Regions from separate parts of the Homo sapiens genome. Here region 1 is linked to region 2. Evidence: chromatin loops called from intact Hi-C (ENCODE). Cell type or tissue: PC-3. All regions are shown on one strand. Links, peaks and the distances in the headings refer to the core of each region. The heading gives the core; the rest is flanking DNA. Region 1 has its middle 170 kb from the start of SLITRK6. Region 2 holds the start of SLITRK5 (SLIT and NTRK like family member 5).

Region 1 (15,964 bases), core at 4,108-12,107, 1.7 Mb before region 2:
TTTTCTAAAACATCTCTACTAGATACTTAGTAAGAGAACAAACAATGTATTACTTGTTATTTCATGTAAGGTACTTTCCCAAGAAAAAATAAATACCTAGAGTTAAGAAATCTTATTATTTATAATTCAACATTTCACTCTTTGTTTATGTTAAATGTTAATTTCACAAAGAAAAAAACTTATTTTTTAATATGATGAATAAAATTTCAGATAGGCTTTAATGCAAATGTTGACAGTTTAGTCATCATTAGTAGGGAGACAATTTGTGGGACAATGATGATGATTTACTATAATACCTATTTTGGTTCATAATAGAAAACTTCTATAGGTTTAAAGTTTGTGATAAACTTAGAATAATAAAGAATCTTGCCCTAAATTTGAATATTTCAATTGTTTCACAGCTTGGGACTTTTCTTCAGGCTGGACCTAAAAGAAATGGAAATATTTGTCCAAATTTGTAACATGCATTTATCTTTCTTTTAAACATAATTTCCAGAGAGATGCAGTTTCTGAACATTAATGTTGATAACTATATATAAAGGTAATAGTTTTCTTTTTTTTTATGTAACAAGCTTTTCATAGAATGGTACTGAGACCAGCTCGGTCAGGGAAACCCTAATCCAGTGGCGCTAGAGGAATTAAAGACACACACACAGAAATATAGAGGTGTGAAGTGGGAAATCAGGAGTCTCACAGCCTCCAGAGCTGAGAGCCCCGAACAGAGATTTACTCACATATTTATTAATAGCCAACCAGTCATTAGCATTGTTTCTATAGATATTAAATTAACTAAAATATCCCTTATGGGAAACAAACGGATGGGCTGAATTAAAGGAATAGGTTGGGCTAGTTAACTGCAGCAGGAACATGCCTTTAAGGCATAGATTGCTCTTGCTATTGTTTGTGGTTTAAGAATGCCTTTCAGCAGTTTTCCACCCTGGGCAGGCCAGGTGTTCCTTGCCCTCATTCCCGTAAAGCCACAAACTTCCAGCTTGGGCATTAGGGCCATTATGAACACGTTACAGTGCTGCAGAGATTTTGTTTATGGCCAGTTTTGGGGCCAGTTTATGGCCAGATTTTGGGGGGCCTGCTCCCAACAGAATGGCAATACTACTCCTCCAGGGGCATAAGAAAACAGAGTGTTGGGGTTACTCTTGCAATGAACAATTTAGATATTACAAACATTATAGAGAATTGTAATATTTAATTTATCCTACCTTTTGATTATAGCCTAAAATGAAGAATGTCATTAACTCATTTATAATTTATAATAAAGTGTATTATAATTGGTCATCTCATTGTATATGAGTTCCACAAAAATTAATAATGGTTATTTTATCATATAGCTCTCTACAACATGTTATAATTTGGAATGTTTGCATTTGAGGAAGAGCTAATATAAATAATTAATGCACCTCTTTTGAAATGGAATAGTTTCCTAAACTCACTATTCCACTGTTTCCAGTCATATTGTTGGACACATTTATAGCTCTAATTATATTTATTACAGTGTAATGTGATGAAAACTAATGAGCTAACCATCCATCTCAAGAATCTAGGTAGAATTAAAAAACACGTATTAAACTTAAATAATAAGTTAATAGAATAGAAATTAAAATTAGTAAATTATAAAATAATTCAATGTGAAGAAAAACAAAATGTAATTAGTTCTTTGAAAAGATCAGTGAAATTGATATTCCCTTTGGATTATTAAATTCTTAAAAAGCCATAAATGACTTAGGTAAGAAAAAAGAAGAAATTCCCAAAGATTCTAAAGACATTAAAGATGTGATAAGAGAATACGAATAACTTTATTATAAGTAATTTTATAAACTCAGTTGAAATGGACAAATTCCTAAGGGGAAAAAAGAAAATGATAAAGCATATAAATTATGAATAATCCTACATATATTTATTAGAAATTGAATGTATAATTTTAAGAATTCATCGAGAAACTCCCAGGCCCAGATAACTTTATCATTGGTTTACTTCAAATATTTTAAGAATAGATTACATATATTTAACCTTCTTCCAGAGAAAAAAGAGACATTTCACAGCTCCTTTGGTGGTGTCTGCATAATTCTCACATCAAAACTTGATAAAAATGTTACATGAAAGAAAAATTGCAGGTCATCACTTTTTTGAACATAGACAAAATAATTTTAAATTATTATTGGTAGCTGATTTCTGGAATAAAGTAGTCCCTCCTCATTATTCAACAGTTTTGCTTTTCATGGTTTTTAGTCACCTGTGGTCAATTGTGGTCTGAAAATATTAAACAAAACTTCCAGAAATTAATAGTCTTAAATTTTAAACCATGCACCATTCTGAGTAGTGTGATAAAAACTTCTGCTGTCCCCCTCCTTCTGCTTGGATGGAAATGATCCTTTTGTCCAGTGTTTTCATGTCGTATGCACTGCCTGCCTCTTAGTCACTTAGGAGCTGTCTCAGTTATCAGATCAAAATTCAATATCATCTATAGGGTTTGGTACTATCCACAGTTTCGGGCATCCACTGGGGACCTGGATCTGTATTCCCTGTGGATAAGGGAGGAGTACTTGGCCTATACAGGATAATTCATCACAACTAATGTGTGTTTATTTCAAGTATGGAATACTGCTTTTTACTTAAAAAATGTCTGTTCATGAAAACTGGACTCTACTCAGTGGCTTACACCTGTAATCCCAGCACTTTGTGGGGCCAAGGTAGGCGGATTGCCTGAGTTCAGGAGTTGGCCACCAGCCTGGGCAACACGGTGAAACCCTGTCTCTACTAAAATGCAAAAAATTAGCCCGGCATGGTGGCATGCGCCTGTAGTCCTAGCTACCTGGGAGGCTGAGGCAGGGGAACTGTTTGAACCCAGGAGGTGGAAGTTGCAGTGAGCTGAGATCGTGCCACTGCACTCCAGCATGGAGACAGAGTGAGACTCTGTCTCAAAAAAACAAAAAACAAACAAAAAAGTCAATGTCATTAAAATGTGGAGGGATGGAAATGCTCAATGTAAGTTTCAGCAAAGAAAATGTATTAGCAGACACACAGAGAGAAACAGAGACAGAGAGATAGAGACAGAACAAATGTGGCAAAGTCTTCATCTTTGGTGAAAATGAGTAGAAGTTACATAGTTGTTTATTGTACTAGTTTTCTGGATTGATTATTTTCTCAATGAATAATTTGGGGAAAGGGCAATGTGATTTGCCACATCAATAGAAAAAAAGAGAAAATTTTATTTCAATGAATGCAGATAACATTTAATGAAATACAGTCAATATTTACGGTAATTGATAACAACTTTAAATTGTCGTAACAAACTACTTGTAGGGGATCACTGTCTTAATCTAGTAATGGGTAATATATGCTGCTATGGGTATAAAATGTAAAACCATTTTGGAAAGATGATTGTATCTCCTAAAATTAAATATACCCACATTATATGACCCTGTAATTATGACCCTGTAATTTTACAAACCCAACATAATTGAATACCACATATCCCAGGCTATATGCATTCTTTTCTTAACCTGTGGAATAAAAGAAACATCACAAAAATACTGTGTTCTATTTTTATAGCTTTCAAATGAGGGAAAATGTAAACTAAGCCATATGGGCTTGTTTTAGGAAGTAGGAAAGGGTAGGAATGGATAAAGAAGATGCAGGGGACTTTTGGAATGCCGATAGTGTTGTGGTTTTTAAACGTGTTGGTTACATTTATATTTGCTAAATCTCATCAAGCTGTTCTCATATAATTTGTGCATTTTCTTTTATGCATGCTATGATTTAAAAAAAAGGTTATAGAAGACAAAATGTCATAAAAAGAAGTGATGAAATACAGAATTGATCAAGAAAAATTACCTCAAACCTAATCAGGAGTATAAAAATGAAAACACTTTATAATTTAAAGTGGCAACATTGATGTTGAACATGCAGATATCTTATGCATTGTAAGTTGTGATAGAAACTGATACAACTTTTTACAAATACAATTCATGTTGGATTAAATTTAGTTCATATGGTGGCACAGTATTCTCTTGGTGCCACTTTGCCAGCTGGAAATCTCCATGGCTGGAGGTGCTTCTTCTCAGTCTTCACTTGGGCCACTGGGCTTGCTGTGCCCACTCAACCCCATGCAGGCTTCACTTGGCTCACAGTACTGCCCCAGACCCTGCGACCATCACAGCTCTGTGCTCAGCCTGTGGCTGGTGTGGGCATGCCTCAACCAGCTTCTCCACTGGGCACTGGTGTCTGGATGAGGGGGATGCAGTGGCAGTGCCTGAAAACTTGAATATGCCAGCAGCCACCTAGCCCCAAGGGGTACTACAGCTTCTGCCTGAGCCCCCAGGAAGTGTTACAGCTCTCATTCGTCTCCTCCACCTGCAGCTTTGGTGAATGGGGTCGTGTCACAGCTCATTCGGTCTCTCCATCCATGGCTTGGCGAATGGGGTATATGGTGCCCAGCAATTTTTTTCACTCTTGTAGCTGGGCGAGCAAGAGCATGTGTTACAGCTCTTTTCACATCCACCATTTGAGAGTTCTGGGTTCTTGTCCTGCAACCAAGAAGAATGACTTACACAGACAATGGAGAGTGAGCAAGGCAGAAAAGAATTTTCCTTAGTGACAGAAACGCTCTGGACAATGAGAGGTGACCTGAAGTGGGTAGCACTCTGTGTCAGAAGGGGCCCAAAAGCAGGTAGCTGTCTTTGAAGCTGAGTCTGGGGGTTTTATGGGCTCAGAATGGGGGTGTGTGTGCTGAGTCGACCATGTACAGGTCTGGAAAAAGCATCATTCCATTGGCTAAAAGGAATTGAGGAAATTTTCACTCCAGTTGTGGACTGCACCCTTAAGTGGCAGCTCACTTTCCAGTCTTCAGGCTGTCTGGGAGTTGAAGGTTGGGTTTCACTGGGACCTGTCCCTGTCTGCCTAGGAATTTGTCTGTTTCCTATTGCTATCAATAGCAGGATATCTGTAAGATAATTTGCAAGGCAACATTATTTGTAGTAAAATAAATAAATGCATTAATTAAATAAAAAAACAGGAAATATGTTATTGAGAAAGTCATACAGTTTGGCATTATATATTAATTTTAAATGAACTATGCAAAGATGACTACACATGAACTACAGCATAACATATTACATATTTATAAAGATGAGTTTCCAAAAGTTATTATTATTATTCAATATGTTAGTTATTTCATATTCTTATATGTGCATAAAGGTAGAATTGTAAAACCACAATAAATATAATGAAAATATACTGTGTGTGGTGGCTCAACCTGTAATCCCAGTGACTCCAGAGGACCCCTTGAGCCCAGGAGTTTAGAGATAGAGTGAGCTATGATCACACCACTGCACTCCAGCCTGGGTGATATAGAGACCTGTATCTTAAAAAAAAGAAAAAATGAAAGAAAGTAATTTCTGAAAAATCAAACTCATAGGTTGTATTATTTTCTTTATGAGCATACAAGTAAGATCATAAATTGTAGCTGGGTCTATGTTTGTAGTTGGTGAGGTGAGGGGGCAGCCACTGCACCGTAAACCAGTTGGACCCCAGCTTAGATAAGTGGCTATGTTCCTGTACCAAACTGAGGGTTGGGCTGCTATTTCTTGCGGCCTAATAACGAGATGCAGATGAAATGGGGGAGGAAGAGAGTTTTTATTTCTGTAACCAGTTACAGTGAGAAGGCCTGGAAATTATCTCCAGACCAGCTCAACATTACAGTTTTCCAGAGTTTATACACCTCCTAAGCTATATGTCTACATGTAAGTGTGCATTCATCTAAAAACATAAATGATTAACTTCTTTTAATCTCTAAGTAAGGTCTGAATCTTGAAGACTTTCCTCTGCAGCCTCAATACATTTACTTAATCTAAATGGGTCCAGGTGCTTGGGTGATTACGCTTATCTTGTCTCCTGCTAAATCATGGGAATTTGGGGATTTCCTTCAGGCCTCCAGTAAACTTGTTTGTGGAGGCCTAGGGAGTTTCTTCAGATCCCCAATAAAACTTATTTATTCATAAATGGATCCTGTTAAGAATTCCTTCATTATTTTCTCATGCTTTAAGGCTCAGGAAAGGCCTAGTCAAAACTCTTGGTGGGCTTTTGTTTAATTCCAGCCTTTGTATAAGGGCACTGGCTTTTAATATTTAACTTAACCACTCAGTCAGCACTGAAACAGTTGTTATGGAGGCCTTTGGTGAGACCTGGCCTTCCACAGCCATGTGGGCTTCTGTGGTGCTCTGAGAACAGTCTGCCCCTCCTCTCTCTCCTGAAGAGAGAAGATGAGCTTCCTCTTCAACAGCAGCTTATTTAAAACTTTTAAGAAGAGAAGAATATCCCTGAAATGTTTCCTCACTATAAATTCTTAAAAAATGCAAAGACAACACCAGGAAGTGGAATTTGAGACAAGTTGTTATATTGCCAGAGGGAGAGGGCTTCAGTGAATGGATCACATGCAACAATGTGGATTTTTCTACCAGAATATTAAAGAATTATCTCCTGGAGCAAGCCGTCCAGTCGTGTCTGCATATCCAAAATATAAATATTATTTGGCAGGTGATATTAACATTAAAAAGCTAATCAAATATACTCTTCTAAAATGCATGCGTTATTTTGATGACTTTGGTTCTAAATCAGCTTGATGATACTCATTTTCCTTCTAAGATTACTATCCCATTTCCCAAAATCTTTGTAACAAAGCCTATTTATTCTCAAGTGTTTGTTTAGGGTTTATACCTGTATTTATCAGCAGCACATTGATTCTGTGATGCAAAAGCAGAGGAAGCCTACTTCAACACTTTCTTAAGTACTTAATTTTCTTTGTTTAAGAGCTCAATCTGACTGATAAGGATGAGTTGACACCTCTTCAGGAATTAATTGAGAAGCTTGCAACAAAGATAAGCATTTGTACTAGGAAAGAGTTTTCCTCTAGCTTCATCTATGGCTGGAGCTATCTCATTGCTATCTGCTAAACTAGTGACACAAACTGAGAAAACAGGATAAAAAGACACCCAATATCTATATCTACTGATAAAATTGTCCCAATGGTGGGTAAGCTTAATAGCTTCAGAGTAAGAACTTTAGAGCAAACCAATCTGACTTATTATTATGTGTTATTGCTCCTGTGATTGTGGAATTACACTTTATTGTAGTATGCGATGGCTAATCTGTAGTTTGTTAGTTTTGTTATTTTCCTTTTGCTGAAAAAACATGTTTGGCTGTTTCAGGTGACAGCAAAAGGGGTAGTAAGAATTATTATAAATAATTTGTTAACATGTTTCCAAAACAAATTTCCTAACAACATAATTAGTCATGTCTTCTTTCACTTCTATTTGGTCAATAGAAAATATACTTTAAAGTTTCTTTAACATTAGAACAACTGTATCACTTTGGATACCTTTATTTGCAGGTTTATATGCCAATGTTTTTATAGAATAAGAATACATGTGTATAATTTTATAAGATATATGATTTTGATTCAGGTCATCACATGGTAATTATGAGAGCAACAAAAGTTGTTTCTGATAAGAATTTTTAAAATATTTTAACAGATTTTGGATTTTATTACCCCATAAATCTTTCAAAATTGTTAGGAAAGTCTATGATTATATATCAAAAATATGTTTTCTTAAGGCTTCTGAGGATGATTTTGCAGATTTTTATTTTAAATGCTCTGTTCATTATTTTTAATACATGCAGTTTTGGGTTAAAGAAGTAAAAATTTTAAAACATGAAAAAGGTAGATCTCAAAGCCATGTTTTTATATATGCTATATTTGAGAGGTCTTGAAATTTTGCGTAGGGAAATGAAAAAAAAGTTCTTAGTATTTTGATTATTTTGTATTTAAGTTTACTTTAAAAATTACTTCTATATTTATTTTTATTGTGACTTCATGGGTGAGCTTTTTCTGAATAAACATAACAAAAAAACACACTGAAAACCATGAAGGTGAACGAAATTCAAAGTGCACACATACGAAATTAGATATAAAAATAAATATGTACTATTTATTAGTATATATTCCTAATTATTAGTAAATCTTATTTTAATTGCTCACTTAAACTTTTAAGATTACAATAAAGAGTAAAATTATAATTAATGAGCAAAAAATATTAAATGAATAAAATCTATATTGCATAGAATTTGAAAGCTCTGATGAGCAATTACTATATATAAAACCTATTGATAAGCTTTCAAATATATATCTACATGGTGAACTGAAATTGTTAAGCTTTTTAAATAAAATCTTTTGATTCCTGAATTTAAAACAAATTCCAGAAGAGGGAGATGTTTACTCTCAAATGAAAAATGTGTTGCTCAGTGTGAATAAACTGGTTTCTATAAAACAAAGAATAAGATTTATATATCATCCTAAAATGTATGGAAATCATAGATTCTAACACTATATTGTGGTTAAAATTTCATCTTTATGATGTATTATAGGTACTTTTCCTATTTGTAGGCATGTTTTATGTCAATTGATTTTCTTAATTAAAATGTTTCCTGAAAATTTCTTAATTATTCAAAAATATAAAGATTTTTGTTTTCACAGTCATTTTAAATAGAAATTAATATTTAACATTTGAGAAAATATATTTATCACGATACGTTTTTCAGCAATTGTCAATAACTGTTTTGTTAAAATTCTTTAAGAATAATATAGAGGCAATATATCATAATCTGGAAATACTTTTAAATTAACATGTATTATTTCTAAATATGCATTTATGTACTGATATAGAGATAGCTAGCTGTTCAATCAGCTCTTTTGTATTTTAAAGAAAAAATTATTTAATAAGTAAAGGCAAAATATTTTGTTTTTTTTTTATGAGAAAGAAGGAATGACAATAAATATAATGAAATGTAGTGGTATTCTTAATTGTGAAGATAATATCACAGCATGGCACATTTTTTATTTACCCAGCTGACTAGCCTATGAGGCTCAGTGCTGGCAGTCTAGATCTTGCAGGGAGGACAAATATACATAAAACCCTATGTTTGGCTTCTCCTTCTAAAGCTATCTTGATAAGTAATGTCTACTTCTGCACTCCTCCTATTTAATTTCTTGTCTCTGATATTAAGTAGAAAGATGTGAAAAGCCAGTGTTAATTTCCATGTCATTGGCATTAGTCTTTTGCCAAATCTGTGTATTTTCCTGAAGCAATGTGAACATGTACCCTATGTTTTTCACCAGGTCTATTTGAGATTCTCAACATTACTATGAGTAGTAAGTGGGTGCCTAGTTGAAGAGATTTTTATATTGTTTGTATTACCTTTTCCCTCAGCTTCTTATTTAAATAGCTTAGAACTGTCCCCGGTGTGTGATGTTCCCCTTCCTGTGTCCATGTGTTCTCATCGTTCAATTCCCACCTATGAGGGAGAACATGCGGTGTTTGGTTTTTTGTCCTTGCGATAGTTTGCTGAGAATAATGGTTTCCAGCTTCATCCATGTCCCTACAAAGGACATGAACTCATCATTTTTTATGGCTGCATAGTATTCCATGGTGTATATGTGCCACATTTTCTTAATCCAGTCTATCATTGTTGGACATTTGGCTTGGTCCCAAGTCTTTGCTACTGTGAATAGTGCCACAATAAACATACGTGTGCATGTGTCTTTATAGCAGCATGATTTATAATCCTTTGGGTGTATACCCAGTAATGGGATGGCTGAGTCAAATGATATTTCTAGTTCTAGATCCCTGAGGAATTGCCACACCGACTTCCACAAACTAGTTCCACAAACAAGGGTTGAACTAGTTTACAGTCCCACCAACAGTGTAAAAGTGTTCCTATTTCTCCACATCCTCTCCAGCACCTGTTGTTTCCTGACTTTTTAATGATCGCCATTCTAACTGGTGTGAGATGGTATCTCATTGTGGTTTTGATTTGCATTTCTCTGATGGCCAGTGATGGGGGGAGGGGGGAGGGATAGCATTAGGAGATATACCTAATGCCAAATGACGAGTTAATGGGTGCAGCACCCCAACATGGCACATGTATACATATGTAACAAACCTGCACGTTGTGCACATGTCCCCTAAAACTTAAAGTATAATAATAAAAAAAAAAAATTCACACCGGCCATTTTTCAAAGCTAAGGTTTATTTTCTATGGCTCACATGAAAATATATTTCCAAGTGTAGTGTAGCTAGCCTGCCTGTTTACCAGATTACTATCTATCCAAACATAGGGAAACCTTTAATTCAGGCTAAGGAAAAGAATAAAGTGGTTAGCAAGAAAATATGGGAGCTGAGAGAAGTAAACGGCAGTATTCTAAATAAAAAACAAACACATCTATTAATTAATACTATTTTCTACTCATTTGACAATGATAAATAAATATTTTTTACATTTCTAAAAAATTAGCTTAGAACTTCAGAAAAATTATGGGCTGAAATATCAATGTCAGAATTGTTGAAAAACATATAAAATATTTTTGTGGAAATATCAAAACTATACTGACAATAAACCTAAACTTACTGTATAAACAGTGTTTAAGCTCTGTGAATCATCGTCAACAGCACAAAAACTCTGGCACCTGCACCACGTTAAGTGCAAATTATTTGCTAGAATAATGTTTTTGTTAAAGGAAACACAATATTATTTTAGATATGCTTGCTGTTTTTGTAAGAAAGTTTTCACTCACAGTAAAAAATAATTATATGAATAAAGTTGCTAATGAACTTAAGTGTGAACTTCTGAGTTGGGCAGGCTCTACAAAATTCATGAAGAAATTGCTATTATAAGTGTTTGTCTTCACCTTCTTTTTATGTCATCTTTACACTTTTATTTCACAATCTACAAAGAAGTCTCTTTATCCTATCTTAAACATTCTTCAGTGCTGTATGCATATCATGTATATCCTCTAATTGGTTGTTAGCTTTCCAAAGAAGACGTTAAGATTCCTCTTTCCTACTCATTTTGTACACTGACGGTGTCCACAATCATAATGGAAGAATAATTTAACAATGCTAATTCGATATCCATAATTCCTTGAGATAATGCATAAAAAGAGTATAGGAAAAGAATATTTGGAATACAGAAGCAAAAAAAAAAAGAATTATTCATCTTCAAAATGAAAATATCATTCCTCTCATAAAAATCCTTCAAGGACTCTCAAGTGTATTAAAAATAAAATCGAAATACTTTACAATGACATTAAATGATTTTATCACCTGCTCATTAGCTCTTACCCTTTACTGCGTATTCCATTCCCACAACACCCTTAATGCTCTGAGATCCAATTTTGCCTTCCTGATGACCTTCATCTCTCACACACTGGCATAGCATTCTACCTTTGTAATTGTGTTTACTGCATGAAACTGACACCAATAATTTTGAGATAACATATAGTCATCCAGTAAATCATCTATTTTTTTTTATATTACTGGAAGATTTTCTTTTCTTCCTTACTCTGTGTTAGTTCCTGTATGTTGTGTTTTATAGTCCATTTTACTTCCTGAACTTTAATGCTTTCATGACCACACTAAAATATTTTTCCTGTATGTTCTCGGTACACAGGACCTGTACCTCTCCCTAGTATTGTGTCTTGGAGCTTGTACGTACTATTTATGCAATAATAGTTAATTATTATTTGAATTTATGCTAATCATCTTGCCTTTAATGTTCCCCCAACCTAAAATGTCAACCCATGGGACACATTCATTTTTAAATTATAACCATTTTTCAAGTTCATGCTCACATTTCCTTCTATCACTGACCTTTTCAACTTAACTATTCCAGGTTTTATTGCTTTTTCTCTGCTGTGTTCTTAGATATATTTATTTTAATCATTCTAATGTTTAGTACTCATGTTCTATTGCTTGGTGACCCATGTTGTCCTTGAGATGAAAGTTAGGTTTGGAAAATCAAGGACATGGTATTATGTTTCTGATGAATCTCTAAAGATTTCTAGGTTAGAACTAGGCTGATAATGTGTGCTCAATAAATATTGATGGGTTTATTAAAATGGCCATGGAGAAGGAACAGATAATAATACATGACAACTCATTTTTTAAGATGTTTTTACACACTTGGGAACAAAATTTCAGCTGTCTTTTAAAAGTTTCAAATGTTAGGAGATAAAAATAGTGTCCCTGGACATAAGTGACAGACAGCTGGCTGATAATGTGATGATGAATCATTTGACATTCTTTTATATTTCTTCCTTCAGAACTCTTAATAAGAATGCGTGCCATTAGTCAGCAATAAGGAATCCTGCATAGTTTGTGGGTGGATCACAAAAGAAGTAGCAAAACAATATTTATTGTCAGAATAATCAAATGGTAATATTGTCAATTTATTAAAGGTATAACTCAGTGTAGATGTCTAGGATCCAGAGATGGAACAAAGGAAGGACAATGTACTATAGCTTTCTAGGTTGTCTCTATAAAATGTACTTGTGTGAAGGTAAGACATTCCCTACTCACTACCTGGAATCTTTTCTCCTAGTGCATTTTCACAAAATTGGCTTCTATTTGCCAGTGGGGTTGAAGCTTCAAGACCCTACATTTTTTTTTTCTTCCCAGCACTAGCTTTTCAACACTAGCAGAGCTATCAGCCGTGTGAGCTGAGATAACCACTCTATGCTGAAAGGCTTCTGCATTGCTGGAACAGCTCTCAGCATATGGATATTTTTAACTTTGTCAAAGCAAGGCTAATGTCTATAGTGATTTTTACAATAATGGACATTCCTACAAAAATAGATGTGCTCGTATTTGCGCATTTCCTTTATCAATTTATGCAAATATATTTCATGACAGATGTAATTTCCTAAATTTTACAACTTGAAAATGAAAATATACCTTACGTTACAGGTTACCTCCATATTGTTTCATGTTTGTAAACTTAGTTTTAATACTAATGACTTACCCCTTCTTTACCATTCCTGTGATCCTCTGCTTCCTTATTCAAATGTTCAAACATCACGTTTTTATCATGATTTTTGACACTATGCTTTTTTATCCTTTTTAATATCATTTTATCCATGTTTAACATGATAATATTTAATTTTATATTTGAAATTTGATGAGTGTTTTTAAATTCATAATGCCTAAAATTTAAAGGTCTTTTATTATCAGGATGCCACAGGGAAGACACACATTTTGGAACTATCACAGTAATAGCTATCATAGTAATACAACAACTGACTACAGTGTTTACAGTGATATTTTCCTACTATTAAATGGAGGGATGTTTGTTAGAATGGGTGCCCATGAGGACTTGCCCTGTTACACATCTAGAACACCCTAATTGAAATTGCTCTGACCATAAGCAGAAATGAGATACTTACCAAAATGATGAAAATCCTTAATAATGCTCAGGAGTCCTGCTTACAAACGAATAGATTGCATGTCATTAGAAACAAATGGTTGATGCAGATTAGATTGCTAGGAAAATAGAACACAAAGTTCATGTTTGGAAGATTATAACTAGCATAAAACTTTTATATTTTTTCTTGCTTTAAGTTAAAACAGACTATATCCTGTGAAAGATTTTACACTTTTCAAAAATACATTAAATACATGGTCCCATTTAATCTTTTAAAAAATGCTTAGCAAGCAGCAATTTCACGATGGTCAAATTCCTAATATGAGAGAAGTAGAAATAGGAAAAATAGGTCACCCTGATACTTATGTTTTCATTTTGCTTAATATACGTTTGTATATTTCAATATAACATTAATAGATATCGTGTCCCTTCACAGTTCTAAAGTAGTAAGCAAAATGAATTAATTTAACCTATGCAATTAAAACCAATTTGGAAGAATATTGAGGTAGCACACTGTTACGGGAATTAGTATGACTCAGTAATGCAGTTGAAAGTTAGTGGCTCCTAATCCAGTATGAATCATGGAGATGAGAGAAATGATTAGATAAAGAGATATTTAAAAGTAGAGTATCCCAAAATGATTAAAAAATAAGAAAAAAATCGAGCCTCCTTTGGAATCTGTTGTAGAGATATCAACTTGGCATCTTGGCAGCATAAAGACAGTAAAATGAAAGTCGTGGGTTTTAGGCATATTCACCAAGGGGAGTGTTTAGAATGAGAAGAAAAGATAAACAAGGAAAGTACATTAAGACTTTTTAAGATGCGGAGAAGAGAAATTAAGTACATAGTAAGGATAATTCAAACTTTCAGAGGAAAAGAATAAATGTATTTACATAGAAATTTGGTAGAAAGTATTTCAGTGAAGAAAGATCAATGATCAATATAACAAGTACCTACAAATTAGATGCAGAGACTAAAAAAATTATCCACTAGATTGTATTTCCAGACGCTAATTGCAAATTTAGCAACTACGTGTGGAAGGTTGAATAAAAAATAAACCCATAGAATTAGAGAGCATGTGTGCAAGAAGTGATTTCTGAAAATTTTTGAGGAAAAGGAAAGATAACAGGCGCTAGAGGGAGACTAATATCAAAATAAGATGTATAATTGGCAGAAAGAAATATGCTATCTCATTGAAATTATGGTTGTGAAGGATATTAGTGAGAAAAATTAAAATAAATTAAGGTCAGGTCTAACAAGCTGGAATGACAAGTAATGCCAAGTGCAGGAGAAAAGATTAAGGAGTAACACTTGTGTTGTTACAGGATCGAGAAAGAGAAGAATCAGTATGTTAGAAGTTGAGATATATTTTTAATTTCACATGAAGTAAGATGTAATGCTAATTATTAAGAGTTTTTGGGGTGATAAGAGAAATCTTGGTTTTGAAGATAATGGAAAGGATTTGAAGTGCTAATTATTTATAAATAGAGAAAATTGACTGTAAGAATTATGGAAGTTGAGGTATAATTTTGATTAATATTTACTGTACGACCAGTATGCCAAACATTGCTCAAACTCCTGACCTGATACAATGATACATAGCATAGAGAGAAGTGTCTCTGAACTTCATAACTACATAACTCGTGTCCAAGAATACACATAAAGAAATATATATGCTGTGATCTAGGGATTTAAATGACATTTGGTAGAAAAGAAAGTGGCTTTGTGTTTGCATCCGAAAGTCTGCTTTAGTGGTAGAAGATAAGGAGAATTTAACTAGGTGAATCTAGAATATTAGAAAAAGATAGTAGGAGAGTAAAAAGGGGATGGTTAATAAGTACAAAAATACAGTTAGATAGAATAAATAAGGTCTCATATTTGGTAGCACGATGGTGTGATTGTAATGATTTACTGTATGTTTTTAAAATAACTAGAAGAGTGAAATTAGAATGTTCTGAGCACAAAAAAATGATAAATGCTTAAGGTGATGGATAACCCAATTACTCTGATTTTGTCATTACACCTTCTATGCCTATATCAAAACATCACGTGTGCCATACATATGTACAACTATTATATATACCCATAATAGTTATTAATAAAAATACAAAAATAAAAAAGAAGGAACATCATATATGACAACCCAGAGGTGACTGGCATATGTGATGGCCCAGAAGTTCAGCATGATATAAGAATAAAGAGAAAGGGAGGGAGGAAACAAAAGTATTTTGGGACACTGTTGTGATGCATGGCAGAACATGCAAGAAAATACAAGTTTTTACAAATTGTTTCAACTTATGGTTAACTGTATGGATCAATATAAAATCAGTTAGAAACTAGTATTATGGTTTACCATAATAAGTGAAATTATTGGACTTGATTAAATGCCACCAGAATTGCTTTGGTAAAATGATTAAAATGGAACAAGCCAAAAAGTGAAGAGACTGATCGTGGCATTCTATGGTATTCAAGGTGAGTGATGATGATAGCCTAAATTTTAGAAATGTGGTTATAGAAGAAAAGAGATCTTAACATTTTTGAGATATCTTCAAGAAAACTTTGTGATTTATTGACTTGGGAGTATACAGTAAGATAGCATCAAGGATGAGTCTAACAAATTGTTAGTTACTAGTCAAAAGCTGTTGCCATTCTAACTCAGAGAAACAAGAGCATATTTTGGAAGGCAATTATGAGTTAA
Region 2 (15,964 bases), core at 6,710-14,709:
TGCAGCTTTTCTTGAATAATGCTTGTTCTGGAAAAAGAAAGTGTCTGATATGTTGTTTTTCCAACTGCTTCTTTACCAAATAGATTCAAACTATATTGACACCTGTAACAACTAATAATATAAAGGCAAAACAATAATAGTAGCTAAAATTGATTTAGCACCTACAATGTGCTAGAAAGTGTATTATGTATTTTACATGAATTATCTCAACTAATCCTCTTACAAAAGTAGGTTTTAATATTTTAAACATATTTTAGATGAGGAAACAAAGATATTTATTTCAATAAATAACATTTTAAATCTACTAAGAGGCAGAAATAGGATTGAAATCATAAGGAATGTTTGCACATACCTATGTTTTTAATCACTGCACTATCTGTGCAAAAGTCCATATAGTAAAAAGCAATGAAACAATCAAAAGGACTCATACTACTATGTTTGAAACTATTGTATTTCCATAATGAATTATCGAATTAAAAAATGCAATAAAATATTTTTTTAGTTTCAGTCACTTTTCCTAAACAATGATTTGAAAGAAAAAACACTATATAATTTAGACATTTATTCACTTCCTTATATAAGCACCTTTCTAGAATGCCATTTAGAAGAAAGAGTCTGCATTTTAATTGTCTTCTGTTAAAATATTATCAACTTCACCAAAATAATCCAAAATGAGGGGGCCTTACATGCATTATTTGATATTGGATATGTACAGATGAGTCCACTAATCAAAGTAAGGACATCCTAAGCATAATTAACATGCATGAATTAATGTTTGTGTAAACAAACGTGTAAGGCACTTTAATCTCTGAGAAACTGTATCTCCATAAAGCTGATCAACATATCTGCTTGATTTTTTTCCCTCAGTGAACACACATGGCAAGACTAAAACTTAACAGCTTACCTATTGCTCACTTTGTATAAGAAAATTTTTCAATAATCCAAGCTGAATTTATTATGATAATCCATTCCGTATCAAAAGGTCTTATGCAAATGACATGGAATGCTGCCAAAACATAGCACGGGACCTGAGGTAGTGTTTTATTTTTATTATTGTGCTTTTCAGAATAAGTTATCAGGTTAACTTAGCTACACACTTTCCTTCAGTGTGAGGTACACTGACCAAGGAAGCAGAAAATTGGAAGATCTATCCAATTCGCCAGTAACTATTTACAGGAGTGGCAGTTTAGTTAAAGAATTTACACTGTCTGTTTCCTTTAAACTAGAGTGTAGTATTCCATGATTTCTATCGGCCCTGCCACTTCTAAAATTCGAAGTAACTGGGTTTCCATTTTTCTTCATCATTTCTCATACCAACAAGGCCAAAACATAGTAAAAAATTGACATTTGAAAAAGTTTATAATGATTCTTACTCTGGGAAGTGATTTAAAAATCCTTTAAGTTAATCTTCACTAAGTGTTGGGAATCAGATTTTTATATTCAGGGACTATTGATGTGCTAATTGATACAATTGAAAACCAATACGTTTTCAAATGGGCTCCTTTATTCAACCATAAAGTTGAATAGATATCTAACATGAGCTAATTTACTTACCTCCATTTGGACCTCACCTAAACTATTACAGAAACAGAGATATCAAATCTCATTGAGAAATTTTCAGAACTATTTTTAAAAGAATATTAAGGTTTTTTTTTTTTCAAAAAGGAATGCAAAGTGTGGATTACTTCCTATCTCTACGGACATATAGAGCACATGGTTAAATATTTTCAACATAGTAATCATTGGTCTTGAAAACACCTAATAATAAATTGAAATAGATTATCTCAAATTGAAAACTTTATTTGCAAACGTTGCTTGCTTTTTGTATTAGTCTGCTCAGCTATATTACACAATTGAGAAGAAAATTCAGTCTATTCATTTTATCAAGTATAAATGGAGACAGAAAATACCTGTTCACGTGTGCATTCCTCTGGTCATGTATGCCCTTACACACTCACTCCCACCCAGTACTGCTTTCTGGGTTTGGCTTATGCTGTAGTTCCTGAAATCCTAAATGTTATGTACCAGCTGCCAGCAGGTGTCTGCAGGTGTTTGCCTACAAGAAGTTCATTGACAGTTTATTGCAGCAAGAATACCTTCTCTGGCAGTGGAAATTAGCTGCAAAAACACTGCAGACCAAGTAATGTTTTAAGGACAATGATGCTTCATGTGCTGTGAATGCATAATTATTTATTATCAGTCAGGCCTAGATTAATCACTCTTGTGTGATATTTTTCCCATGTAAAAAAATAGTTATCAAATTCTAGTTTCCACGGTCATTGTCAGTGTACTGGAAGGACTGCAGCTGTACTAGGAGTCTCATGGACATTTAACTTCTGACAGCTGTGAATGCTTCTTTGTGAATGCAGACATTGCTCTTTGACTCAGAGTTTCTGGAAGAGCTCCAAGATGCATTCTCCAGTGCCCCTGCAGCTCTCTGAGTGCATATTAGGAGAAGGTGGTCAGAAACGTCATGAATTGCTAACGTGGAGAGATACTTGTATTTTCTTTTACTACACATGTATTTATTTCAACATGGATATAAATAGATGAGGTGATAGTCAGTGATGAACCTAATATTTACAAACTTTCAGTATTTGGAGATTCATGATTATGTCAAATCTTTTCATATATGATTATACTTTTATTGAGAAAATACTGATATGCACCAACACTCAATTTTTTGAGTTTTATAGAGATTCATGCCTAATATTCATAACAAAATTGGACTACATGACATCAATGCTCAAGAAGATTGTCAGATGTTTAAAAATAAAGAGTAAAATTTAGCTATTTATAGGGTTTATTAGTCATTTGTGATTAATATACCATAAGTTTTTTTTTGATTATTGAGAAACTTAATTATGGGATTATCTTAACACATGTATGCCTTTGAAAAAAAAAGAAAATATGTCACAAAAGTTTCAATTTAAAATTATTTACATAACATATTTATGTTAGAAAGGACTATGAGGTTATGTCCCTAAACTTAATCATGAAAGGAATTCCCCTTCAAATAAACCATACATATTTGCATTTTTCTATTGATATTTTAGGAGATGTATAATGCTTGTTTTAGCATTTGGGTTATTAAATATAAAATTGTTAATAGTCAAAAACTGAAAGACAAGAAACATATGTCATAGTAGAGACATTTTCCACTTAAGGAAAAAGCATACTCTATGTATACAAGCAAGTGTTGTTTTATTAACCCTATATATTTGAATTACTCTAACAATAATTTCTGGTAGTTAATAATATCCTTGATATTCCACAGCCTATTTATAAATATATTTCATGATCAGTTTAAGATCTAATTTATTATTGTAATAATTAAAAGAGCAATAGTATATATTAATATTTTGAAATATATTTTCACTGTTTCATTTCTCAAAATATATCTGACATGATAGAAGTGTTGAATCACTTAGAAAGTATCCCTATGGAGACTAATTACTGAAAATCAATGTATCTTTTTTTTGTTTAAACTGAGAACAAAGTTCAAAGGTATTAATTTGAACTAACATAGGTAAGGCAAATAGACCCTGAGAGTTTGTGTAATTCATAGCATAGTCTGCTATCTACTGTTTGTATGAAATATGGAATATCACCAACTACCTTGAAACTCAGCATTTCATCTGTAAGTAATAATAACACCTCATGAAGTCATTATAATAATTAAATGAAAATATGAGACAATCTACATAAAATGTCTGGTAATAGTAAATGATTCTGTGTGTGTATGTATGTGTACATTTTATTTACCTTTGACTTTGAATTATAAACAAAATGTGCATTGCCTGTGAATGCTTGTGTTAACCATAGCTGAAGAAAGTCACATTATGTTGGGCGCGGTTGCTCACGCCTATAATCCCAGCACTTTGGGAGGCCCAGGCGGGAGGATCACGAGGTCAGGAGTTCGAGACTAGCATGGCCAACATGGTGAAACCCCGTATATACTAAAAATACAAAAATTACCCGGGCGTGGTGTCACATGCCTGTAATCCCAGCTACTCGAGAGGCTGAGACAGGAGAATTGCTTGAACCCAGGAGGAGGAGGTTGCAGTGAGCCAAGATCACACCACTGCACTCCAGCCTGGGGGACAGAGCAAGTCTTCATCTCAGAAATGATAAAAAATCATCACATTACATATCAAAAAATCCAGTCAAATGCATTCCTATTATGAGGGACAAATGAATTTAAGCCTGCCTTTCTCTATGTAATACATTACTACTAAATGCTACCATATCTATGCTATAGTGAAGTATTTTTAAATATGAAAATTCTTAGATATCATGAATAAGTGGTAGTGTAATTGGTTAAAGTCTGTTTGTATAGCAGTCACTACTCATATAATAAAGCAGTTGAAGACCTAGATTGATTTTAGAATGAATCATGCATCTCATACTGGTGATTAAAATCAAAATTGGTTATTTGTTCATTACGAATTATAATAATCAATTAAAATTGCAGCATACATCATAGCATGCTATATGAGAATAACTATAAATTTAGTGTCACTATAAAAATCTTCATTAGATTGATGGAATATTTATAATCACAGAATAAAAATGCATCATCTAATATTAAACAAAAACTGAGCTGGCACAGGTGTGTTTTTCAGAGGTAACTTTTCATGAATTTACCAACCAATTACCAATATTTGTTTAAATAAAGATAACTAGTAGAATAAAATGGGCTGGGCACGGTGGCTCATGTCTGTAATCCCAACATTTTGGGAGGCCGAGGCAGGTGGATTACAAGGTCAGGAGATCGAGACCATCCTGGCTAACACAGTGAAACCCCATCTCTACTAAAAATAAAATAAAAAAAAATTAGCCAGGCATGGTGGCACGTGCTTGCTGTCTCAGCCATTCAGGAGGCTGAGGCAGGAGAATTGCTCGAACCCGGGAGAAGAACGTTACGTTACAGTGAGCCAAGATCAGGACACTGCACTGCAGCCTGAGCAACAGAGCAAGACTCCATCTCGGAAAAAAAAAAAAAAAAAAGAATTACTTAAAATCTGTAAGTTAAGATTAATAATAATTATTTTTTAAAAAACTCTTTTTGAAAGACAGGATCTCATTCTCTCATTCTCTCTCCCATGCCAGATCATACCTCAGTGCAACCTAAAACTCTTGGACTCAAGGCATCCTCCTACTTCAGCCTCCTGAAAAGCTAAAACTACAGGTGCACACCACCACACTCAACTACTTTTATTTTTATTTTTCTACAGATGGGGTCTTGCTATGTTGCCCAAACTGGTCTTGAACTCCTGGCCTCAAGAAATCCTTCCACCTTGGCCTCCCAAAGTGCTGGGTTTAGAGGAGTGAGCCACCATGCCTGGACCAGATTAATAATTATATTATATTTTCCAAGGAGTTTCCATTTTAATATTTATTATTTGATTAACCAGTGTGATAGTTATATAGTCAATTGAAGACATAGCACATTAACTTTGTCATCTACCCAGAGGAAATGTTTTCATTAATGCAGAGGTGCAAATGATATGAAGCCAGAACCAAGAATGAATTCAACGTCTTCGAGAAACACTTTACTGATGGCGAGATCTGGTGGTTTCCTAATTATTTTGGACTTAAGCCTTTCAGCAATGTGTAATTCCTTTGAAGTTATATTGGTTTTGTCTATGGAAGAAGCATATTGTTGGAAATAAAGGTCACTAATGTAACTAATATTTTAGATAGATTGATGAAAAACAAACTCTAACCTTAAAAAATTATAACTTCTGAATGGGACTTATTATCAAGACATTATGTCTTTGTATCAGATTTATAAATGTCATTTTATTAAAACTGAGGTTTATTGAGCTTTTCATGGAAATTAGGGACCATATTAGCATTCTATAAATTAGTTAATTATAATTTGCTGTTCAAACTCTGCCCACTCCAATTGTACAAAAAGCCACTAAACTTTAAAATCATGTTTTCGTATTAAAATAGATGGAACACAAACATTCAAGTGCAGTTTTTTTAAAGTCTTTTTTTGCACACAAAACTTATCCTAGATAATTCCTGAAGCAAAATACTGATTTAGTATTTTCTTTCCCAGTTCTACTAACATCCCACTGTGTGATCTAGAGAAAAGTACTTTAGAGAGTACTTTGCCATGCATAAAAAGGCACTTATCTTCTAATAAAATTCTATTGATTTAAAATAATCTACCTTTCTTTCTTTATAGAGGTATAATAAGGGTGTAATGAAGAATTTTGAAGTGCTTGTAAAGTTCCTTGAAATCTTTAAAAGAATAGTAGAGGCCTTCAATTGAATGCAATTCGAAAGAATTGAATAGAGACCCTAAACAGAATGCAAATCAGGCCTCTTGCCAAATGTGAATCATAATTGTCCTTATTTATTGAGGGTGTCATAATCACCATCATTACTTATGAGTGCAGCTGTTCATATTGATTGAATTTCCAAGGTATCCCAGAAATTGAACAAGAAACACAGTTTCAATCCTCTGGGAATTTATATTCTAGACCTGCACTGTCCAATGGTAGCCACTAGCCACAGGTGGCTATTTAAATTTAAATCAATCAAATTTAAATAACAAATAAAATTTTAGTTCCTTTGCCATATCATCCACATTTCATTTTTTTAAGCTACCTCCTACAGAAAGGTATCATTCATATTTCAATTTCTCAGTAGCCTTATGTGGCCAATGGCTATCATATTGGATCGCACAGATACAGTTAATTTCCATTATCACAGAAAATTCTATTGAACAGCCTCTTGTAGATGCTTGGTGCACATATGCCACTATAAATATTATTCAAGAATACAATTTATACAATATAATTTTATTGCATAAATTGTAGTTCATTAATTTTGATAGAGACTTTTAATAGAGAAAATAGATAATCTACAAAAAGTCAAACATCTCTGTAAGCATTCTGATATGAATCAACTATTTTCATCTCAAATACAAGAGACAGGATCTAGCACATTTTAGGTGCTAAATAAATATTTGTTCAATTAATAAATTCATAAATGAACAAGTATTTTGTGTATACAAAGAGATTTCTGGAGCTCATTTTTCTTGCTATTGAAAGGATACCATATACAGTTTTCAAAATAAGGAATGATAATATAGTCTGGAAGAAAAAACACATTAAGCAAGAAATAGAGCATTGTGCAGGTCAAGTGCTTGATAATGCAAGGGAATGTTTAGATGAGCAGTCTTCATTGTTAGAAAGAATAAGTAAGATTTTTTCAGATGGAGAAAGGACTTACAGAGAATTCTCTAGAACAGTAGGTAAAAGAAAAATGAAAAGTCTGATAGATAAAAGGGCAGTGGAAACCAAAGCGTTGGGAGTTGGGAAAAAGGCTGATTCATTTTGAGGGGATAAAGAGATTATGAGTATTCTGATGAATGAAGGATTCCAGTTGGCAAAGTTGAATGTAGTATAATCAATTTAGATATTTTTCATTAGCAATGGTTCTTCTGAAATTGTTGTAATTTAACTGTTTTAGGATAATTAATTGTTTTTCTCTGAAAAAAAAAACAACAGAAATAACCCAGAAAACACAGGCATAACATAATGCCTGTTTAGACTTATTTTCTAAAAATGACTAGAGATGTGTGAGAACCAAGGACCAATGGGTCCCAAGAGACAAATCATACACTAATAGAGAGTTACATAGAAAAGCTAATCTGATTACATTGTGAAACTGCTTCATTTCCAGTGGAATGTGTGCATTTCAATGCTAGTATAAGCCAGATGGCAGTAGCCTTTGTTCTAACAGGGTCTGACGATAGTTTGTATATTTAAAATGTCACAACTACACACTCACTTTTCTTCAGTAAACAGTAAAGAACAGCTGCTGACAACTTCAAGTGCAATTACTTATCTTCTCTACAGAGCCATTTTGATCTTCCTCTTCACTCACCAGAGTATCAAATAAAACTGATGTTCCCAGTACACAGCATGGTTCTGAATAGTGTGAAGATAACAAAGCTAGCTTCTATTAATTACCATTCTATTAGCTGATACTGGTAGCTAGAATTGAATGTCATATATGAGTAATGCTGAGAAATTATTGTAACTAATTAATTGACACTCATAGTTAGAAATGTATTCAGTGTCTCCAGTGATAATAATGTGCCATGAAAAATAAAACCATTTGAGAACTATGGGATAGAGATTAATTTAAGGAAATCATCTTGAACTCTTCCTAAGCTCTTAAATCACCCCTCCAAATATTCTTATTTTTCAAGTGCACATTTTTATAAATTTTTATTGGGGATGTGTATGCAAAATTGAACAAACTGTAGTAGAAACTAAAACAGTAAGAAACAAAAATAGTAAAAAAAAAAAAAAAAAAAAGAGCATACGATGAAAAATAAATTCCCATTCTATTTAAGACGCCAGTCTTCTTCCAAAAGGTAACCACTATTATTAGATTTGTGTGTATTAATTTCTTTCCAGAAAAAAAGTCTGCCTCTCACAAATTATAGGTAATGCTATATATACTCCTAATAATGGCAAAACAGTATTCCTATACAAACTGTTGTTTAAAGTAGAAGAGTATTCTAAGGTATAGAAGGATGTGTATGACTTTTCAGTGAGTCAGACATTTAACTTGTTCTTACTCATTTTCAAATGCAAGCATCTGTTACATATCTTCTGACATAGTGTTTTATATATCTTACTTTGGCACACCTGAAGGCTACTTTCTGAAAAAGTAGTGTTCCAAAGATATATTTTTGTAGATATTTCCAATTGGTTATCCAAAAAGGATATTTTCATATGTAATTATATCAAAAAATATCCGAGTGTATGTGCAAGGAACTGCATGAGGCAAGGAAGAAAATTGGCTATTTTTTGTATATTCTTTTGTAATGCCTCTGAGAGTCTATTTCTAAGGCTGTGAATAATTAAGTCTGTAAGTGAATAAATAATTTCAGCAAAATTAGATTTGCTGGCCATTTTTAATTTGATAAATATAACTGCATGATGTTTGTTTTTAATTTTAAATGTATTAGACAAAATGTCAAAGACAAATGCTGTACAGTTATTTAATTTAGCAATTTCATAGAGACACAATCATAAATGGTGACTCATTATTTTCCTCCAGGAGAAACTTTCATTTTCTCCTTTTAGATATGTGATATACATATAACATATATTATATATAATTATATATATGAATGTGATATATATATAATTTCAATTTCAAAAACTTTAAAGACATATGCCCTTTAACTTAGACTTGAAAAATGTGTCATTTATTAAATTGAGTTGAACAGACTTCTTAGCCATTACTATGGAGGAATAGAAACTTAGCATTAGAATTCCATAATCTTAACTCACCAGTTAGGCTAACAACAACAACAACAACAACAAATTGCAAGCTCTACTGGCTTTAGATGTTGATCAATACTTATGAAGTCATGAAATGATTAATAAAGAATTTCCTTGTTTATAATCCTCATTAGGTTGTTTCTTAAAGCACCATAATTCTTGACTAAGCATTTTAAAATTCTAATGATAACACACAGTGATACGCAAATGTGATAAGAATTATCTTAAAAAATGTACTTAATATAAGAATCCCTCCTGTGTTCATAAAGCACTAAAATAATAATTCTAGAAACTAATAAATATAAATTTACAAAAATATATGGTCAATTTTAAGTGGCAAGTATGCTACTTATGTTTTCAATTTAAATTTAAATTTGCAGGTATCAAATTATGGCCATAATTGATAATGACAATTATATTTACAATATAAATGTCAAATATATTTCCCTACATGATATACACTTATGATGATACCCTCTCAATAGATAATTCTAATATGAAAAAAAAATATTTGCAAACATTTGGACAAATGTGACTTTCACATCCAACTCCATCAAATAATGTTTAATATTAATAGACTTAATTCTGGGGAGATATATTTGATCAATCATTTAATTTTACAATGGCCAAATGTATCTATGTAATTAAGTGCATGCATCTGAGTGCTGTCTGAAAGCATGTATACACATATGACCATGTGTTGCTTAGTATAGACTAAAACATAGATACATTTGTTCATGTGGGTAAAAGTTTTGGCTCATATTTGATCACTCTTATGTAATTCACTTATATATTTTCTAAGCAATAGTCAACATTCAATGCAAATAAAGAAACAGATTAATAACTGAGGCTTTTCCTTATATCTATGATGTTTTCCCTCTTGTGTTTTTCTGTTCTGAACTGTTCAAGTCACAGTATTTTCTAAAATTTCATTCTCTTGCAGAGCATCTTATAGAGACACCTAGTGGCAAAAGGTAATGGTGGCTTCCGGGACCATCCTTAATGTTGAGTTAATGGCAGAAAGTTTTCATCATTTACTTATTTGAACCACAAGAGGTAAACTAGATTATTAGCATAAGTGTTTCTAACAAAACTGTAACCTAAACTAATTCCAAACATATTTAATACTTCTTAGTTGAATAATATTTCCTTTAATTAGAACAATAAATATTTAAAATAAAAATAATACAAAACCATGAATTAAACTTTGCTATTGAATGAAATTATAAAGATTTAGAACAGTGATAAAATATAACAGCTTTATTTCAGCTATTTTGAAAAAATCAATAATCGATTAAGACAATTTAGGACCTTTAAGAACTTCTACAAAGTTAATCGATATTGAAAATTATGTTTCTGATAGGACTCAATATTTATATTCCAAAGGCTTCTGGCTGTAATTCCTATATAATTTTAAATTTAAATATTTCATTTCATTTTGAAAATATAAAAGTAATTTTAAACTTAAAATAAATTTTCTGAAATGTTTATATAATGTTAAAAGTTAATGACTGAATAAAAAATACAGAAATAAGCCTTTTGTGGATGACGTGTAAGTTATATTTGTTGATGCAATGTATCTACAGCTAGTGGCTATCATTCCTAGGTCAAATGCTTCTAAATTTAATGAAACGTTCATTACAAGATTTTGTTTTTATTGTCTGAAATTACATATTACTTCTTTCCTTCCTCTCCCTTGAATATAACCCATACTTAAACAAAATTGCTTCCAAATAAAGTTTTTATGGTATAAAGTAAAAATATATATATTCACACAACATACGCAGGGGAAAGTTCAAAAAAGATTGCAGTACCTCAGGAGACTGCAATGTTCATCACCTGAGATATATATACATCTCAGAACATAGACATATTATCAGACTCTATATCAATATTAAACATATGATTAACCAGATTATAACACAGTATTATCCCAAATATTACTAAGAATAAAACAATATCAATAATAATTAAGACGTAATTAATTGCAAAATAAAGTGGGTAAAATATATTTACATGGAGAAACTAACTACATAGTTATCAAAGGAACAGGCACATGTGCACTCAGCCTGCACTGGGTCACTTACTATTATCAACTTTTCTCTTATACCCGGGATGAACGGCAGGTCTAATATTACAAATATTGAAAACATGTCTTATGAAAGTAAAGACCCCTTTTTGGGGATGGAAGTGTCTGGTTTCATGGAAAGACCCAAGAATACTTACTGTAGAGATGACTCTAGTGGAGTTTAGCAGATGACTCTTCAAGAAACTCGCTTTCTATCGATATTGCATTTACTTAGGGGTTTTCCAGCTTTTTAGTACACACCAGATGTATTCACAAACATTCCCTCTGAAAGTCTTTCACATTCCCTTGTGTTGCCTAGACACACCTATAAAACGTAATTCTATTAAAGAGAAAAGAAAAGTAGCGCCCTTGTTTGCAGCTAGGAGGAACCACTCCCTTTTCCAGGATCCTTAACAGTAAGTACACGAGACAGCAGCATTCTGAATGGCAGGAGGAAGGCAGGCGATCAGCACAGGGCTGGAATCATCTGTTCCTGACCACCAGCAAGCCTGGCACTGCCGGGGTTATTTCCACTCCTCCCTTTCCCAATCCGAGAATTGCACAGTCCCACGCTCGAATTACACACATGGTCCAAGACTTCTCTCTCTTCCTACGAATGTGACATCCAAGGGGGCCCCGGTTGCGCCGCCCTAGCCCAGGGACGCCTTCGCCCTCGGCTGCCATCTATCGGCCACCGAGCGCCCGCTTCGCCCCGGGCCCATCATGTCTGCTGCAGCTTGGCTCGCACCAGAGGCGCGACAATAAACAAGTGCACTGGACTGGGCCCTGCACCCGCTCCGGAGCAGCTGTCTCAGAGACCCGGTGTTGCTTACCGCGTTGCCACCTCCTCGGCGCCCGGGAGGAAGACGCAACTTTCTCGGAGTTTTTTTTAGAGCCACCGGGCTGCCAGGACAAGCCACAGGCATAGAACGACGCGGTTGCTGCCCGCCCCCCCCTTCCCCCAGAAACCCCAAAGGATGTCGGTGATAGAGAGTTCCAACTAATGACGATTGTGCGCCGCATCTGGGGAAGGGATACAGAAAAAAACCCTGCAAACACCGTGAGGATGAAACTGCCAAAGGGATGCAAGAGCCTCTCAAATACTAATTAGGGGCCGCGGCGGCGGCGGGCTCGGCGCGGAGACAGCGTCGGCGGGATCCCAGCGCGGTGGTCGCCGCTGCGCTGGGGGGCGGAGGACAGCGCAGGAGCTGCAGCCGCCGCCTTCGCTGGAGCAGCCGAGGGGCCGGTGCCACCTTTGCTCGCCCCCTCACTACCATGTACAGTGTGCGCTGCAAGAAGAAGGCGGGAGATGCATGCACACCCCCGCGACCCGCTCCCTCTGGCTCGTCCCCCGGCGTGCGCCACTGACCAGGGGGGAATGTGGTGAAGACGGCGAGGAGGAGAGCCGAGGGGGGAGGGGAGGGCCGGCCGGCGCGAACCCAGGCCGGAGGGTGCGAGGAGCCAGAGGAGGCTGGAGGGGGCGGCGGCCACAGCTGGGTCGGAGAAAGTTGCCCCCTATGCAGATGGCAACTGTGAGTACCCCTGTGGGGGGGAGGGTGCAGCGAAGGCTGCCAGGGACCCCGCGATCGCGCCTTAACACGTATTGGAGCGAGTGTGCGAGTGATCATGAGTGTGAGCGGGTGCGAGCGCTCGGCGGGGCTGACCGTCACGTTGGCGGGGCCGGCGGGGCCAGGCAGTCTTCTCCGCGTCCCCCTCCTCCCGCTCCGTGCCTCCCCTCCCAGCAGCTCCCCCTCCCCGCCCCGCCCGGCTCCGGCTCCCGGCCCCTACCGCGAGGCGCCTCTCCAGCCGGACCTCCGCCGCCCCCTCCCGCCGCCTCCCTATCCCGCCGCTGCAGAACGCCCCCCGCTCTCCACCCCCCAACCCTGCTGCCCGCTCCGACTACCGCGGAGAGCACCGGGGAGAGCCTTTTGGGGAGCCCCGGAACCCGCGGTCGCCACCGCGGCGGCGGCCCCAGGCTGGAGGCGTCCGGGCGCCTCTTTCCTCCAGCCTCTGGGACTGCGCTGCTCGCAGTCTCCTCGCCCTGCCTGGGCTTGAGAAACCTAGTGCATACCCCAAAGAGGGTTTTTGTGTATGTGTGTGTTTTTAAAGGGTGGCTATGATGACTGGGCCTTGGAGATGTGAGACTGGGTAAGTCTATCGTTTACTTTGCAAAAGAGGTGTGTGTGTGTGTGTGTGTGTGTGTGTGTGTGTGTGTGTGTGTGTGTGTGTGTCTATGTGGCGGGGTGGTTTTCCTTCCCTCTCCTCCCTCCCCTTCTTCCTCCGTTTTCCCTTCCTTCTCTTTGGGGCGGGGTGGGGGAGGGGGAGCCTCGCGTCCTGGAACTCCGGGTGCTTCTGCCTGGGCTGCTGCTTGAGCAGCTGTGCCCGGAGCCTCCGGTGCGGCCTGGGTGCTGGGCTCCAGTCCGAGAGGCTCCATGCTGCTTACTGCAGGGACGTACAGGGCGGTGATCCAGTATCTAAATTCTTTGGGAGAAAATGAATAGTTCCCCCGCCCCCGCCCTCCAGGAAAAAAAAAAATCTGAGAATCTGAGAATGTTCAGCGCACCCGCGAATTTGCATCGGAGGTGCGTTTCCCCGTCAGAATGTCAGCCTCCCCAGGCTCATTCAACTTTATTTTCTCAAATTTTTGGTCTCCTTTGCTAGCAAGGAGGAGGGGGAAGGGAGTGGGTTGAGAGGAAGCTCTTCGACCCTTGCTAACTAGAACTGAATTAAAGTTGTAAACGCTGGAGTTTAATACTGGCTGGACTGAATTTGCAATGGGCTTTCAGATGGGGTGGGAGGTGAATGGGGGCGGGGAAGCACAGGGAGGGAGGGGGAGGGGACCCAACCTCGCTGAATGGATGTGCGGATTTGATCCAGCGGAGAACTGAAATTTCAAGGTAAACGTTTTGCTTTCACTGGGGTGGGGATGTTTTTGCCGCTTTTAAGCCGGGAGACGTTTACCGTTGCGTTGGGAGGTCGGGGATACTTGCGAGGTTTATGCACTGTGGTTCCAATTCATCTCGACACGTCTGGGTGGCCACACGTGAATGATTCGCAGGCACACTGATACATGTGCGTTTGAATGCAGGGGCGTTTAATAACGCGGGCTGGAGTCGACTTGGGGATCAGGAGCAAGGTCTCCAGGCTTGAACCCGCTGTCTCGGAAACATCTTGGCTTTAGTTTGGAGTTGCAATTCGATATTAGACTTCGGTAGTGAGGCAAAGGCAAGGTTGACCAGAGAAAAGGCATAGGTTCCTAGAGTCCAGCATTTCTATCAAATGTCCTCCACCCCATTAACCAACGCAGCATGCGCGCGCGCGCACACACAAACACACACACACACACACACACACACACACACACGCTCATTCCATTTATGTCCTTCCTTTAAGAGTGCTGCTGTTGATCAGAAGTAGGAAGTGGAAGGAAGCCTTCAAGGGGACAAAAAGAGAGCAAGAAAAAAAAGGGGGAGGGGGTCATATTGATTCCTGTGGGAGATGAAATTCGGATATTAAACAACTGACCTAAGTCGCTTACAGTTCTTCCTCCCACCTTTCTATTTTGCCTCTTAATCAGCCCAGGCGTCCTTTCCCTGAGATTAAAAAAAAGAGAGAGGGGAGCGTTAACAATTAAATGTAATAAGCAACTCCAAAGATGGGGATGCTGTCGAGGTGGTAGTTCCGTGCAAACCTTGCTATTACCGTTGCAAATAGACGCGGAGCCCAAGGTAAGGGAGGCTTTCGTGCTGATCCTTGGTGTACTGATTCCCGGTAAGCGGTAGGAACGTCCTTTTTAAACTCTAGGCATCGGGAGGTATTCGGAGATTGCGGATACCTTCGCTGAGTTCTTTGTAATCCATCGTGCAGAACTATTTCAGTGGCTTAAAGATGCGGTTTGGTAGCGTCGCTGACATGATCAATGAGAAGTGGTCGCAGGGCGCTCTCCGGGAAGCGCTGCTAAGTGGTACCGTGCATGCAATTAGGACGCTGATGTGCTTTAATAGCGTGGTAGTGAAGTCCACCATCAAAGCAAATGCGCTCTCCTTTTTTCTCCTTACTCAAAGCTCCGGGAGACAATTGGTGATTTAAGAGCTTCTTGGGGCTCCTTTGATGCATTATATTACAGCCTTTTTGCCTCTGAAAAGTATCCTTTAGGTTCCCACCGTGGCATTTCTAGCGATGGTTTAAAATACCCCAAGTATTTTGGCTCCTTGCCTCTCTGTGAACATGAGAGACCTTCACGGTGAACTGTTAACTGAAGAGGCTCTGAAAGAAAGAAGGGGGGGTGGGGGCTGGGTATAGGTGAGGTGGGGAACCTTGTAAAATGGTGCTTCTTTTTTCTTAAATTAGAACCATGAAACTGAACTGACAGCCATTTTATGTATATTTATGGATTGGTTTTGAAAAGGGGGGGAGAAGAGAAAACTAAAATGGGACTTTATCTAACCTGCTCTTATCTTGTAAGGAGCAGCATATTTGTGGTGTGCTCATTTAAAAAAATTAATCAACCTTTAAATCAAAATGTATAATAGATTTTAATAAAATCTAGAGAATGTCAATGTTTCACTTGGGG

The links. Peaks named below come from ENCODE experiments on the same cell type or tissue, not always from the same donor. Only the 100,000 strongest peaks of a DNase experiment are listed, where the experiment ranks them.
Region 1: a loop joins it to region 2, with 8 times the contacts of the local background. A loop is called at or near these places in 3 of 110 quality-filtered maps.

What each region holds. Positions count from the first base shown.
Region 1 is chr13:85,962,642-85,978,605 of GRCh38, forward strand. It overlaps the pseudogene MOB1AP1. Among named protein-coding and RNA genes, the nearest start is that of SLITRK6, 170 kb to the left of the region's middle. In PC-3, for the core only: a CTCF peak has its summit at 8,279 (motif pointing right); no DNase peak of the experiment used is centred there.
Region 2 is chr13:87,659,287-87,675,250 of GRCh38, forward strand. It overlaps SLITRK5 (SLIT and NTRK like family member 5), which reads left to right and starts at 12,085. Exons shown (of 2, transcript NM_001384609.1): 1 at 12,085-12,923. LOC124900338 (formin-like protein 5) reads right to left here and starts at 13,081. Exons shown (of 2, transcript XM_047430855.1): 1 at 11,550-13,081. The coding sequence starts at 13,019. The coding sequence ends at 12,495. MIR4500HG (MIR4500 host gene) reads right to left here and starts at 11,677. Exons shown (of 6, transcript NR_033829.1): 1 at 11,550-11,677. RefSeq lists enhancers at 11,812-12,313, 14,738-15,937. In PC-3, for the core only: CTCF peaks have their summits at 10,279 (motif pointing left) and 12,063 (motif pointing left); a DNase peak (open chromatin) is centred at 11,965; H3K4me3 peaks cover 3,453 bases; H3K27me3 peaks cover 495 bases.